Regions from separate parts of the Homo sapiens genome. Here region 1 is linked to region 2. Evidence: chromatin loops called from intact Hi-C (ENCODE). Cell type or tissue: heart left ventricle. All regions are shown on one strand. Links, peaks and the distances in the headings refer to the core of each region. The heading gives the core; the rest is flanking DNA. Region 1 overlaps LINC00921 (long intergenic non-protein coding RNA 921). Region 2 holds the start of LOC105371059 (a long non-coding RNA gene).

Evidence for each region. Peaks named below come from ENCODE experiments on the same cell type or tissue, not always from the same donor. Only the 100,000 strongest peaks of a DNase experiment are listed, where the experiment ranks them.
Region 1: it touches region 2 in a loop (1.8-fold over the local background); 2 of 110 quality-filtered maps call a loop at or near these places.

The regions. Positions count from the first base shown.
Region 1 is chr16:3,265,784-3,268,593 of GRCh38, reverse strand. LINC00921 (long intergenic non-protein coding RNA 921) reads right to left here. Exons shown (of 2, transcript NR_033904.1): 2 at 1,027-1,468. Among named protein-coding and RNA genes, the nearest start is that of LINC00921, 3.4 kb to the right of the region's middle. In heart left ventricle, for the core only: a CTCF peak has its summit at 1,489 (motif pointing left); no DNase peak of the experiment used is centred there.
Region 2 is chr16:3,363,751-3,366,560 of GRCh38, reverse strand. It overlaps LOC105371059 (a long non-coding RNA gene), which reads right to left and starts at 1,446. Exons shown (of 4, transcript XR_007064949.1): 1 at 1,379-1,446. RefSeq lists enhancers at 1,310-1,379, 1,074-2,273. In heart left ventricle, for the core only: no CTCF peak of the experiment used is centred there; a DNase peak (open chromatin) is centred at 1,490; H3K4me3 peaks cover 1,792 bases; H3K27ac peaks cover 1,262 bases.

The sequences.
Region 1 (2,810 bases), core at 7-2,506, 98 kb after region 2:
CTCTGTAACATGACGGGGTTGGCTTGATGACTGCTAAGCTACCAGATGCCAAGAGACAGCAAAGCCAAAGGAAAGGCCTTGAGCTCTGCAGACACAGACCTTGAGACTGAATGTTGGCTACCTGACTCTTTGTAGTTGTGTAGCCTTGGGCAAGTCAGTGTGTACAAACTTCCTGTTTTCTGTGTTAAATTGAATATATCAACACCCACCTTGGACAGGCACAGTGGCTCCTGCCTATAATCCCAACACTTTGGGAGGCCAATGAGGGAGGATGGCTTGAACCCAAGTTTGAGATCAGCCTGGGAAACATAGTGAGACCCCGTCTCTACCAAAAATAACTTTTTTTGAATTAGGCGTTTTGTTTCAAAAATTTCAGAGAAAGGGACCTGTATCTAGAGTCTTATTTCAGGGGCAATCTTCCCACCTCAGCTTCCCAAGTAGCTAGGACCACAGGTATACATGATGGTGCATTCCTGTAGTGTCAGCTACTCGGGAGGCTGAAGTGGGACATTACTTGAGCTGGGGAGGTCAAAGCTGTAGGGAGCTGAGGCCAGGCACGGTGGCTCACGCCTGTAATCCCAGCACTTTGGGAGGCCGAGGTGGGCAGATCACAAGGTCAGGAGATCGAGACCATCCTGACTAACACGGTGAAACCCCGCCTCTACTAAAAATACAAAAATATGCTGGGCGTGGTGGCAGGCGCCTGTAGTCCCAGCTACTCAGGAGGCTGAGGCAGGAGAATGGTGTGAATCCGGGAGGCCCAGCTTGCAGTAAGCAGAGATCGTGCCACTGCACTCCAGCCTGGGTGACAGAGTGAGACTCCATCTCAAAAAAATAATAATAATAAATAATTAAATTTAAAAAGCTGTAGGGAGCTAAGCCATGATTGCAACACTGCACTCCAGTCTGGGTGATAGAGCGAGACCCTGTCCCCAAATAAATAAATAAACATACCCACCTCACATGAGGATAGTGAAGTCTAGGAAGAAACACCTATTACCTTGTATCCAGCATTGTTCTTGGTGCTTTGTGTGTATTAGCTCATTTAATCTTCACAACAACTCTAGAACCCCCATTTTACAGTTGATAGAAACAGGGACAAAGAGGGTAGGTATATCACTTGGCCAGCGTCACACCCTGCTATGAAGCACTCACATGAGGCAACGTAAAGCACACACAATACTTAGCACCTATAAACTGCATCAATTAAAGGTCATCCACTGCAGTTCCAAAGCTGTAATTTTTGGTATTTTGACATCCCCACTTCACAGACAGCCTTGGAAATATTTTCTGTGGTTTTTGAACTCCAGTTTTAGCTCTGACTTACACAGTCGTTTTCTCCTAACTACTTCCTGCAGCATTAAGAATTGTTTCCAGCTGCTGGTTTCTGCAGAGGATTGTCCTTGGAGCGTGGGGTGTCCACTGTGGTTCCAGCCGCAGCCCTGGTGCCCACACATGAAGATGCCCTCTACAGGACAGAAAGAGAAATACCACCTGATGTTGGCTGGGATATGGGCACTGTCTTTGTTCCAAAGAACCAAAGCTTTTCTTGGCAAATGGCCTGTCAGTCATTTCAGTTTATCTCAACTGCATTTTTAAAATTTCAGTTTCTGCTCTGGAGCTTCAGAGGAATTGAGACATGAGACAATTATGCCCTAAAGAACAGTCTGTCTGCATAAATGTTATGCCTGCAGTGTGTGTGTGTGTGTGTGTGTGTGTGTGTGTTTGGAGATAGGTCTGGGACGTGTTTCCTTCGGTACTGGCTCAAGGTTCCTTATTTGACTTGCTAATTTAAACTTATTCTACTTTGGAAACCTCGAATATTTTTTCTCTATGGGCAGAGTCTGCTTTTAAAAATCATTTGTTTAATCTTCTGCACCCCAGTGAAACAAAGTCTCAGCTAATAAATTTTTTAATTTTTCTGCTGTAAAAGTAATGGAGCAAAATAAGAAATTTCTCCTCTAACATTTAGCTTGCCATATTTTATTTTCCGTTACTATTTCACAATGAGCATATATTTGTGGACTATGTTTCATGAGTCATAAAACTTTAAAAATGCTCATTGAACGCCGGGCATACTGGTTCACGCCTGTAATCTGAGCACTTTGGGAGGCTGAGGCGGGCAGAACACAAGGTCAGAAGTTCGAGACCAGCCTGACCAACATGGTGAAACCCCATCTCTAACTAAAAATACAAAAATTAGCCGGGCGTGGTGGCGTGCGCTTGTAATCCCAGCTACTCAGGAGGCTGAGACAGAAAATTGCTTGAACCCGGGAGGCGGAGGTCGCAGTAAGCCCAGATCATGCCACTGCACTCCAGCCTGGGCAGCAGCGTGAGACTCCGTCTCAAAAAAATAATAATAAAATAAAAAAATAAAACGTATAGATGACATAGAGGGAAAAGGCCAACTTCTACCCCCAATTCTACTCTTGAAAGGTAGTCATATTTATTTCTTGCATTTCCCTCCAGATACTTAAATTTTAACATTTTTTTCTCTTATTTACAAACATGGGATCATGCTATCTGCACTGTAGTGCAAATGTGCTTTTTCCACTGAATAATACATAAACCATCTTTGCACATTAGCACACAGAAATTCACCGCACTGTTTTCAGTGGATGCAGTGTAGTCCAAGGAATGGATTCACCAAAACTTACTCAGCTATTCAGCCAGTGCCCTGGTGACAGACATTTAAGGGGTTTACAGTTTCTAACTAACTGGCAAGTGTGGCAGGCAGGGAAATGATCTAGGATGATTACCATCATTTGTGTAAGAAAGTGCCCCTGAGAACACCATGAAGGTGAATACAG
Region 2 (2,810 bases), core at 92-2,591:
CTCATCAGACCTGATTAACCAACTGCGCATCAAATACTTAAGCATTATAAAGAACACAAAATGAGGCCGGGCGAGGTGGCCCACGCCTGTAATCTCAGCACTTTGGGAGGCTGAGGCGGGCCAATCACGAGGTCAGGAGATCGAGACCATCCTGGCTAACATGGTGAAGCCCTGTCTCTACTAAAAATACAAAAACAAAAAATTAGTCGGGTATGATGGCAGGCGCCTGTAGTCCCAGCTACTCCGGAGGCTGAGGCGGGAGAATAACGGGAACCCGGGAGGCGGAGCTTGCAGTGAAGCCGAGATTGCGCCACTGCACTCCAGCCTCGGCAACAGAGCGAGACACGGTCTCAAAAAAACAAAAAAAGAAAAAAAGAGACAAAACTAGTCTTCCGCTGAGATGTCTCCAACATCTGCTGTCTCTCCATTTCCGCTGTCATTCCAGGGTAGGGTTTCAGAACCTCAGCACACTGACATTTTGAGCCAGATCGTTTTTTGAGTTCTTGGGGATGGGGAGTGGGGTGGGAACCCCGTGGACCTTGTAGAATGTTTAGCTGCATCCCTGGCCTCCACCCACTAGACGTCAGTAGCACCCCTCGGTAGTGACAACAAAACTGTCTCCAGACAGTGTCAATTGTGCTCTGGCAGGGGGGCGCTGGTTGAGAACCCCTGGTCTAGGGACATATTAGTGCCTTTGCTCACCAAAATTTTCCCTCCTGAAGTCCCCAAGACCTAATTCATCCTTTCCATAGATAATAAACACGAGAGACAGCTGGTCTCTATCCCTCCCAACCATGGAAGGGCACCTGAGCCTAGGTATCGGAAATGTGGAAGAAAAATTTCATGTCCTCAAGGAGTGCACCATCAAAGACAAAAACCCCAGGATGAGGATTGATGACGCCACTACCCCCATCTTCTTGAAGCATCCTAATCCTCTGAACTCTCCGGTCCTGTCTGTAACCTCTCAGGGTGCTCCATCTTAACCCGCCTAACGCTGTAATTTGTTTCTGGTGGGTTTATCCACTCCAACAGTCTGGGGGCTCGCTGAAAGTAAACAGCGTTTCTGTGCTGTCTTCGTGTCCCCACCGCTCAGCACAAGGGCGCAATCGAGCTTTAGGAAACGAGTGTTTTCTTAGCGTGAAGGGCAAAAGGCACCCAGCCCTTCAAAGGAGGCCTCACTGGGGAACCTGAACGGACTGGAGCTCCGAAGGGCAACAAAGCCGGCACTCCGGACTGCCACGTTCCCCACGCGTCCCCAGAGGACCCAGTTCACTCTGCATCACGCAGCCACTCCGAGTTTTTGCGTCCAGGAACCCAGAGTGCAATCTGAAAGTCTCAGGACAGAGAGCAGAGCCACAACCCTTAAGCCCCGCCTCACCAGAAAAGGCCCTCACGAACACGAATCGCCAGCCACGCCACCTTTTCTACTGCGTCACGCCGGAAGCTGTTGCGGAGCACGCCGGAAGCTGTTGCGGGGCACGCCGGGACCTCAAGAGGGCCAGAGGCATGCGCAGTAGCTAAGCCTGTAAAGAGAGGAGCCAGTCGCGCGAGTGTGGTTCTAAAGGACCGCCCTCTTCGCCTGGTTTCCGCCCTTCGCTAATTGACAGCAATTTCATTAATGAAGCCCGCCTTGCGTCATATGCTGAGACCAATCACAATGCCTGAGAACCCAGGGCCCGGATCCCGCTGGGCATGCCATCCTGTTTTACGCGTTAGGTGAGAGTAGCCCTGATAGAAAACGTGGCGCTTGCTGTGTGCCCTGCGTAATTGTAAACATTTACACACTAACTCATACTTACAGCAACCCTACTCAGTCAGTTATATTACCATTTTCATCTTCCAGACGAGGAAGCCAAAACAGAGTTTAAGTGACTTTCGTTGACTAGAACTCGTATCTAATCCAGTGGCTTTTTTTCCCCCCACTCTAAGTTGTTTTTATTTCTTAATATTAAGTAAGTACTGCAAAACGTTCTCACTTAAAACTGAAGTCTCCACGCCAGTAATCCCAGCATTTTGGGAGGCCGAGGCGGGAGGATCACTTGAGTCCAGGAGTTCGATGCTGCAGTGAGAGGTAATTGCCACTGCACTCCAGCCTGGGCGGCTGAGCGAGATTGTCTCAAAATAAATAAATAATAAATAAATACAAATGATTAACAAAATATATTCATACTTTGCCTCTGAAATTACACTCCCTCCCTAGAGAAAATAACTGTTACTGAGGCAGAGGAATAGGGTCTGGAGGCAGGAAACCTAACTGATTCACGCTGACTTCCTAGAACTAAATCAAAAGGAAAACCCCAACTTTCCCTTTCCCCACCTAAGTAAGGAAAGGACCCACTGAAAGGACTGGAGGCTACTCCCTTTACAAACTCCATCACCTCTTCTGCGTGGCAGACAAAAATTTGAAAGTATCAGATGCTTGCATAGCGTGTAACCTTTGTAACTTCACTTCAGCCTCTGGTTGCACAAAGCAACCTAAGGGAACCTAGGGCCGATTACGGGCCACTACTTCATTTACATAGGGTGTACACCAAGTGACCAATAGGAAACCTGTAGAGGGTGTTTAAACCCCAGAAAAATTCTGGCACATGCCTGTTGAGCCCCTATGCTCTGCGGGCTGCCACCTTGTGGAGTGTACTTTTGTTTTCAATAAATCTGTGCTTTTGTTGCTTCATTTTTTTCCTTGCCTTGTTTGTGTGTTTTGTCCAGTTCTTCGTTCCAAACGCCAAGAACCTGGACACCCTCCACTAGTAACATTACTAGTGTGTATATCTTTCTGGTTCTTAATATATAATTTTTTTTACATTTAC